2 separate regions of the Homo sapiens genome follow, and region 1 is linked to region 2. A link is a contact called in ENCODE Hi-C data. All regions are on one chromosome and are shown on one strand. The core of a region is the stretch at or near the end of the contact, and the rest is flanking DNA. Distances in the headings are between cores, read along the strand shown. Region 1 overlaps ASTN2 (astrotactin 2). Region 2 overlaps PAPPA (pappalysin 1).

What was found. A loop is a pair of places that touch in the nucleus more often than their neighbours do. Pooled maps may share reads with other maps.
Region 1: a loop to region 2 is called in a map of chondrocyte, with 2.4 times the contacts of the local background. The contact joins two enhancer-like sites. A Hi-C loop is called at or near these places in 2 of 168 maps with a recorded cell type or tissue (Right ventricle myocardium inferior and chondrocyte) and 2 of 50 pooled maps.

What each region holds. Positions count from the first base shown.
Region 1 is chr9:116,571,834-116,575,854 of GRCh38, forward strand. All of the region lies in intron 19 of ASTN2 (astrotactin 2), which reads right to left. Among named protein-coding and RNA genes, the nearest start is that of ASTN2-AS1, 70 kb to the left of the region's middle. Within about 2 kb of position 2,603, at least 3 of the 41 ENCODE cell types and tissues checked have a DNase peak (open chromatin) inside an H3K27ac peak, as active enhancers do.
Region 2 is chr9:116,232,150-116,236,686 of GRCh38, forward strand. It overlaps PAPPA (pappalysin 1), which reads left to right. Exons shown (of 22, transcript NM_002581.5): 7 at 2,990-3,488. Among named protein-coding and RNA genes, the nearest start is that of PAPPA, 81 kb to the left of the region's middle. Within about 2 kb of position 2,047, at least 4 of the 41 ENCODE cell types and tissues checked have a DNase peak (open chromatin) inside an H3K27ac peak, as active enhancers do.

The DNA of each region.
Region 1 (4,021 bases), core at 1,353-3,852, 340 kb after region 2:
TTTGTTATCTGCCTTTCGTTGGCTGCACATAGCTTGAATGTCCCTGTTGGGTGATGTGCTCACATGCATGTTTATATGTGTTGGTATCTGTGTGTTGCCTTTGTTTTTGTTTAGCTGGCTGAGGTGACTGCATTGTGTATACCTGTATGGGATGGATTGCATTCATTTGTGAGTCTGCACCCTATATGATTTCTCTAAATCCCCTGGCTGCATGCTGTGTCTGTGTGGGGTATGTTGCATTTGTTGTTTGTAGGTACAACTGCATATTCTGTGTGTTCCCCTGTGTCTCTGCCTCTGTGAAATGTGTCTGTGTGTTTTCCCTGCCAGCTCCTCCTCCCCTTCGGGTGCCCCAGCCTCTCTCCCTGCCTTCTCCTCCCCAGGCTGTGACCACTCTCAGCTGACACCTCCGCTGCTCTGGCAACCCAAGAACAGCCTGGAGAAAGGTCAGCTGGCCGCCTTCCCCAGGGCCTGCCTGGATCCTTGGACCCCAGTGTTGCGTGGTGTGGGAGCGCCCTCTGTTGGCTGTATGGGCCATGAACACCACTGGAAACAGACTTCCTCTTTCCCTTGCTGCTCACCCCTGAGACTTCCAGCCTTCTTAATAAGGGACTTTAGGAGAGGAATGGGTAGGGTCGCCTATAATTTGCCGTTGAAAGCGAGATGTTTTGGAGAATGAAAGAGGGTGTGAATAAGTGCACTGAGATACTGAGTATTCGGCAGATGCGTCTTAAGCAGATGGTGAGGAAGGCTTCCCTGACCGCCTACTTGGGTCTCAGCCCCATGGGCATAAGCCAACAAAATGTGTGCTAGCCCTCACTGGTGAAAGGGTCAGCTATTCCCAATTTATGTTTGAGGAAGTCAGAATCTCAAATCTATGCTTACCCAATGACTTCACGCTTTCCCTTGGGAATAATTTCCCAAGACCCCAATTTCCCCTTTGCAGCAGGGACCCAAGGTGGAGACCCAAGGGTTCCAGTTCCAGAAAGAGGGAGGACTGAAATGTTTCTAGGGGATTTAACAGAAAGAGGTCAAAGGCACTCTTGTGAGAAGAAAGGGAATAGTTATAGAGGTACCCAGGACTTGTAATGCCCCAGGTGCGTGACTCTGACAGCCTCAAGAGGAAGAGAAAGGTGCTGTGTGCACACATGTGGGTACATGCGTGCACACATGTGGGTACATGCACACACACACACACACACACATATATACACACACACACATCAGGAGGCAGAACATCCAACAGCCTGCATGGCTAATATCGTGGGGTTTGAGAATATACACATTTACTATTTCCTGCGTTATAGAAGAAACACAACCAAAGGCACCATTTTATGCAAAAACATGAGTTTTCATTGCATTCCTTGTGCTGGTGATTAAAGAAGAGGCTCTGATAAGCAATGGCTATTCTTTAACTCAGGATGACAGCTCCAGGTGAACCAAAAGACCACTTGGCCCAATTGGTCGAAAGTGTGTTCTTCAGAACATTACCTCCCATGAGACATTAATAGTTATTTGAAGGTGTGGCCAAATAAATTTGAAAAATACAGGATTAAATAAAGTTAAACAGATTTTTTTTCTCATGGGATATCTCAGAGCCTTTAATATGATAATGTCTTATGAATTTCTAAGAAAGGAGGAGACTGTACTCAGCATTTCACAAAAGATATGAATAATGGATTTTTTTTCCAGAATGTTATGGGACAAAATTCTAAATTTACACATGGGCAAAGCAAGACCCCAAGTAGCATAATTCAGTTATTATTAAATAACTATTTACTACAAGAATCATGTTTTTTGTTTGTTTGCTTTTGCTTTTGTGTGTTTGTTTTAGTTAATCTCTTTGGATCTTGTACTAACCTACACAGGTAGGTACTATGTTATCATGTTAAATGACAGATGAGAAGAGAGACTCAGAGAAGTGAAGTGGTTTGTCCCAAGTTATGGCATTGGTCAGTGACAGCAACACTCAATACCAGGCACCTCTCTATAAACCATATACAACTTCCACTTTGCCAACTCCTGTGAGTATGATTTTATAGAAAGTATAAAATGTGGCAGTTGTCCCCAAAGCCATACGTTGTACTTAGAATTGTTTTTAAAATCATATAAAAAAGAGAAACATGGTATAAAAAATGTGGACAAGAAGTGGCATTGTACATCCAAGGTGAGAGGACTGAGTGAGACCTGGGAGAATCGGGGAAAACTTCCCAGGGGAAGTGAATTTTAGCTATGCTTTGAAGGATAGAGGAAGCTTAGTTAGATCAAAGGTCAGCAACTTTTAAATATGAAGTAGCTGGTAGTAAATATTTTCTGCCTTGTGAGCCACACAGTCTCTGTTGCAAGTGCTTGACATTGCCATGTAGTGTGAAAACAGCCATAGATAATATGTAAATAAAAGGACATGGCTGTGTTCCAATAAAACTTTATCTACAAAACAGACAGCCAGCCCATGGGTCCTAACTTGCCAAGCCTTAAGTAAGAAGGAAAAAGGTAGGAAATGTGGCCTTTTTTGGCTACAGGAATCACTTTTTAAAAGATAGTGAGCAGTATACTCAAAGGCCAGTGCCAGGCCCCAGACCTGCTCATAACTGTTCCCTTTCTGTCTCCCACTCCACCCAACCCCACTTCAATTGTGTTCTAAGCCCTGAGGGTGAGCTTATTGCAGCTATGCAAAGAGAAAGCTGCCTGCATTTGAGATAAGCTGAATAAACAGCTCACTGATCCCAGTGGAAGGTGCTTGTGAACATGTGCCTGGATTTAGTCTGTTGGGAAGGCAGAGAAAGACAACAAATCTAGTTTCCTCTTGAAAAAGAGATTGGCCTTTTCTCCTTTCAATAAGTCAAGGCCAATGGTAAAATGCTTGCCCGTTTCTACCGACTGTGTGTGGACCACCTCCCCCTTTGCAGGTAGCAAAGCCAACGTGCAGAAGTCCCAGTTTCATCAGATGTATCAGGGCAACATCTCTGCTATTTTATCTGTAGCACAGACCCCATGATGTTATTCCTTTGCACATTAAACTTCAGTAACCCTCCAACTGGTACGGGCTCAAAATCAAGTGCAGCAGCCTGGCATTCAATGAAAGACAATGTACAGCAGATTTCAAGTTAAGACTCTATCCTTACTCCCTTCAGCATCCATACCAACTAACCTACATTTGTCTTGGTGTCTCTTGTCCTTGTGCATGATTCACAAGCTACAACCTTCAGACTTTTGTACTTGCAATTAGAACACCCTTCTTTCTTCGTTTCATTCAAGTCCTACCTTGTCCTTCAAGGCTCTACTTTTAATTCCTTTTGCTTGGTGATGACACCTGTATTTACCTCTAAATTACCACAACCCAGATACTGCAGTATCACTTTTATTGGCTTACCTCTTTTTTTCATAGTAAAATTATGTTTTTAATAATTATAAAAATACAAACTTACTGATTAAAAAACTCAAGTGTTCTGGAATGTATAATTAAAAAAAAAAGAAAGAAAAATTCAGAAGGATGGTAAGGTCCAAAAAGATGAACAAAGGTAATATGGCACAGTCTTTCAGGGAATGCAACTGCTTTGGTGTGGATGAGTACAGGATCCCTACAGAGGAGTGATGAGAAGTGAGGCTGGGGAGATGGCAGGATCCAGACCACCTTAAATTCTCTAGCTTCCATTGAGTCTTAATTTATAGATCATTAGAGAAAAAGCACATCTTTACTAAGCATCTAGGTTGACACATAGTCAGCAATCAATGTATCTTTGTTATATTAATATAAGGTCTTGGGGTCCTAGGCTAAGAAAGCACCCCAAGTGGATTTCCTAACATTGTTCATATAGAAAAGGCACTGTCTGAGAGAGTCTGCAGTAGAAAGTTCAGGGGGTGCTGACTACTGCAGATAGTCCCAAAAGCAAGTTCCTTAATCATTTTCCCCTCAAAATATTGACTGTGTGCCTCTCCCTGTATATTGGACTGTACACTAAAGCTAGGCAGGAGAATGTGAACAGATTCATTGCATAGTGAGCTGATAAGGGAAATGAGAATA
Region 2 (4,537 bases), core at 797-3,296:
CCTTAATGTAGTATACAAGCCACTTCACAATCTTGGTTCTACTTAGCTTACCAGCCTCAGCATTTGTTGCTCTACAATTGCACTTGAAAACCATAGTAACCTTAACTTACACTCTCTCCCAACTATTCTCATGCTTGGAATACCTCCTCTTACCAATATTTTCCTTGTTAATACGTCCCTACTTTCCAGGACAGAGCTAATATATTTATGGGAATCTATTAATGATCTCATCCTATTTGAGGTTTACAGCAACCTTGAGGTAGGTAACATTACAGTAGGTAACACAATGAGAAACCCTATAACTGATATTTTAACCCAACTTTCATTCCTTCAAAGCCTGGCACGCTGCCTGGACCAACAATATCATATTCTACTCCCTGCCAGGGAATTTCTGAACCATCTGAGTCTCAGTTTCCTCTTCTGTAAAATGAATTTCATAAGACCTGCGTCACAGACTTAGTGCCAACGTAAAAAGACCTGAGGCGTGTAATGTGCTTGGCACAGTGCCTGCACATTGAGGATGGTCAACTCGTGAAGGCTGGCATTATTAATGAGGTTGCTGCTTTGGTTATGGTTACACTTGGTGCCTCTAGGGACTCTTTTTTACATCTAAGGGTTTGTCTCTAATAACCAGACAACCACAAGCTTTGCTAAGATTTCTACTCCTGTTTACTTGCTTGAGCATAATGACCAGACTCACCTTCCTGTCCTTTGGAAGTATTTGGTCCCTCTGTTGATTAACAAGAAACTAGGGAGGAAGGATGAGCCAGGCAGATTTGTCATCTTTGCTCTCCTGTGGCTTCCCACCCCTGACAGTCATTTTCTCCAAGGAAGGGAGGAAGATTACATCATCCCTTGCCAGTTGCAGGAGAAAGCCCATGGAGGGGTGGAATGTTCACCTGGCACCCACCATCAGGAAGCATGCTTTAATGTTCTATGCTGTAACTTTTAACTCAATGTTAACAGGCTAGAAGGTTAACAAATATTTATTTAGCATCTGCTATGTGAATACTCTATGGACTAGGCACACTGTATTAAGCAAAAGCTACATGGCGTTGAGCGAAGCAGTGCTCTTTAATAGAGACAAAATGACAACGATCTTACAGGATTTTGATGACAATCAGATGAGTTAACTAATAACTAGGAGATGTGTTTCATATACTGTAAAGTGCTGCCTTCAATGAAGTTGACTGAATGAATAAGTGATACATGTGTGTCAACATCCCACAAAGTTAAGAAAGTCAGGAACTCAGTGTGTGGGAAAGTAGACAAGAAGAAAGGCTTCAGCTAGGTGGGGAGTCCTACTTGTGTTTTACACCCTAAACTAAAGGTTGCTTTGAGCCAGCAGTTACTGCAAATAATGAATGAAACTAGCCAAGGAGAGATAGAGGAAATCTTGTAATTAAATCCATCTTTTCTTGCTGTGATGCATTATATCTAAGAAGCCTCTGTGTATTTTCTCACCCCTCCTTCTCTTTTCCTCTTCTCTTCTCCATCTCCACTTGGTGGCTTCTTTCTTTCCTTGGCTAAGCAGAGGCAAGGAGGTTAGAGGCATTTACAGCCTTCACTGGCATAGTTTTTTCACTCCAAATAACTTTCTAGTATTGACATTATAGTGATTCCTGTTACCCTGTAACATTACCACAAAGCGTTTTTAAGCAAAGATCTTTTTTTTTTCTTATTTGCTTCAGAAATGTCTAGGGTCACCACCACCCTCCCAACCAACCACTGAGGCTGAAGAAAAAAAAAGAATGTGGCTAGGTGGGCATGGGGACACATGCCTATATTCAGCTACTCAGGAGGCTGAGGCAGGGGAATTTGAGCCTGCAATGAGCTACAATCAGACCATTCCACTGCAGCCTAGGCAACAGAGCAGGACTCTGTCTCTTAATTTTTTTTTAAGGTGTCTAGTTGGGCAACTTGAGGTCCTTCATCTTACCATCCGGTCTGTCTCTCTCATGAGGCTCCCTTAAACAAATTAGAGCCAATCACTACATTGAGTCCTGGTTATTTTCCTCAGTAGTGCAAGGAAGAGCTCTCTGGGAGTCTAGATGTGATCTCAGCAGAGAAAAATTCAGAAGTCGCTGCAGGCTGAGATCAGTGGGGATGAGGCATCATCTCCCTAGGGAAAGAGGAGAAGAAACCCTCCTTCCTTCTCCCCGCTCCTCACCCAACCCTCCCCTTCCTGAGTGAGACAGAACAGAGTGCGGAGAAGCTCAGTGGTATGGAATGACTGCATGTAGAGAAGGGGAGGAGGAGAGATAAGAGGGCTCCAAGGCTGCCTTCCAGCTCTGTTGTTCATGGTTCTAGACAGTTTCCTCCCAGGTCCTCAGTCTGCAGGGTGGATGCTATTTATGCTCACCTATTCTTTGCTGGTCGGGGGGTGGGGTTAGGATTTCTGTCAGTCCAAGTAGGTTTTACCAATGGCAGTAATACCACAAGGATTCTAATTTATTCTACTGTCCCCTGCATCCAATAGGGAGAACAGCAAAGAATACAGATTCCAAAATGAAACAAAACTCGGTTCCAATGCTGGCTTTTACACTTCAAGTTGTATGAACCTGATCGATTCACTCTATATTTGGGAGCCTTAGTTTTATCACCTCCTAAATAAGTCCTTGCAAGAATTAAAGTTCAGGGGACACAGTGGGTGTTTAGCCAATATGTACCCTTTACTTCTTTTCATCTTAGGCAGCACAGCCTCCTAAGTGGAAGATGAGGAAGGAAAGTTTGAACATTGACTCGGTAGTGAGATGAAAGCAGTTTGACTGAATGTCTGGTGATTCCTCTGAAATCTGTATTGCAGGGGTGGGGATGAGATGGATGCTGTGTGTATAGCAGATTCACCAAGGCACCAAGAACCTTCCTCTCCTTTTCCCCTCTGTCTAAGTTCTAGTCAGACCAATTTCTCCTGGGGTCCACAGGAAACTCTAAGGATGGGAATAAAGCTCTTTCCCCAAGAACTCATTCCCTCATCTCTTCTGCATAGGTCATCCTGATGTTGAACAGCCCTGTAAGTCCAGTGTCCGCACCTGGAGCCCAAATTCAGCTGTCAACCCACACACGGTTCCTCCAGCCTGCCCTGAGCCTCAAGGCTGCTACCTCGAGCTGGAGTTCCTCTACCCCTTGGTCCCTGAGTCTCTGACCATTTGGGTGACCTTTGTCTCCACTGACTGGGACTCTAGTGGAGCTGTCAATGACATCAAACTGTTGGCTGTCAGTGGGAAGAACATCTCCCTGGGTCCTCAGAATGTCTTCTGTGATGTCCCACTGACCATCAGACTCTGGGACGTGGGCGAGGAGGTGTATGGCATCCAAATCTACACGCTGGATGAGCACCTGGAGATCGATGCTGCCATGTTGACCTCCACTGCAGACACCCCACTCTGTCTACAGTGTAAGCCCCTGAAGTATAAGGTGGTCCGGGACCCTCCTCTCCAGATGGATGTGGCCTCCATCCTACATCTCAATAGGAAATTCGTAGACATGTAAGTGCATTCTCTGAATAGGGAGTTTATTAAGTGGGTGGGTTGTGGAGGAACGTGAGGTGGGTCAGAGAGGCCTGGACAGGGGGAAGGTTCATCACAGTCAAGACTCACTCTATGGATTGTAACCCATCATTGGGTGTAGATTTGTCTTAACATGGCAGAGTTGATATCATGGGAAGAGCAATAGGGAAGGAACCATTAGACCTGGATTTAGTGACAAATCTGATGTGTGACCTTAAGCCTCATAAGCCTTTCTTAATCTTAGTCATTCCAATAGTAAATGAAGGAGGTTGGATGAGAGTAGCAGTGAGAAAATCATTTATTACTAATGAAAGTAGAAGAACTGAAGTTTGCTAATGATTTTCTTTTTATATTAAATTGAAGACAATTTATGCATTTTGATTGCTTTTTCAGTGGGTGAATCGGGGGTGAAGTTATAGTAGATTGGGTGGGGGTTGGGCACAGTCCTAGGTATTTGCACAAAAATTGTGCTGGAAAGTGAATATCAACTTTAACAGCACTTGTTTTTGTCTTATTTCCTGAGGCAGAACAGTGGTTCAAACCCATTTGATCCTTAGGGCCTTTGCAGCTTTAGGTTTCCGTAACTCTTTCTGGATGCTCACTGCTCTTATGTGAAGTAGTACTTGTCTTTCATACTCACTTCCCGGCCAGGGAGGTGGCTCACTCCTGTAATCTCAGCACTTTGGGAGGCCGAGGCAGGCGGGTCACCTGAGGTCAGGAGTTTAAGACCAGCCTGGCTAACATGGTGAAACCCCGTCTCTACTAATAATACAAAAAAATTAGCTGGGTGTGGTGATGAACACCTGTAATCCCAGCTACTCAGGAGGCTGAGGCAGGAGAATCTCTTGAATCCAGGAGGCGGGGTTGCAGTGAACCGAGATCATGCCATTGCACTCCAGCCTCGGCCACAAGAGTGAAACTCCATCTCAAAAAAAAAAAAAAAAAAAATTACTCACTTCTCAAGCCACCTCTCTATTACTTCTTCCCCAAACATCCTCAGAATTTCTGTCTTAGGAGGAAGACCATCT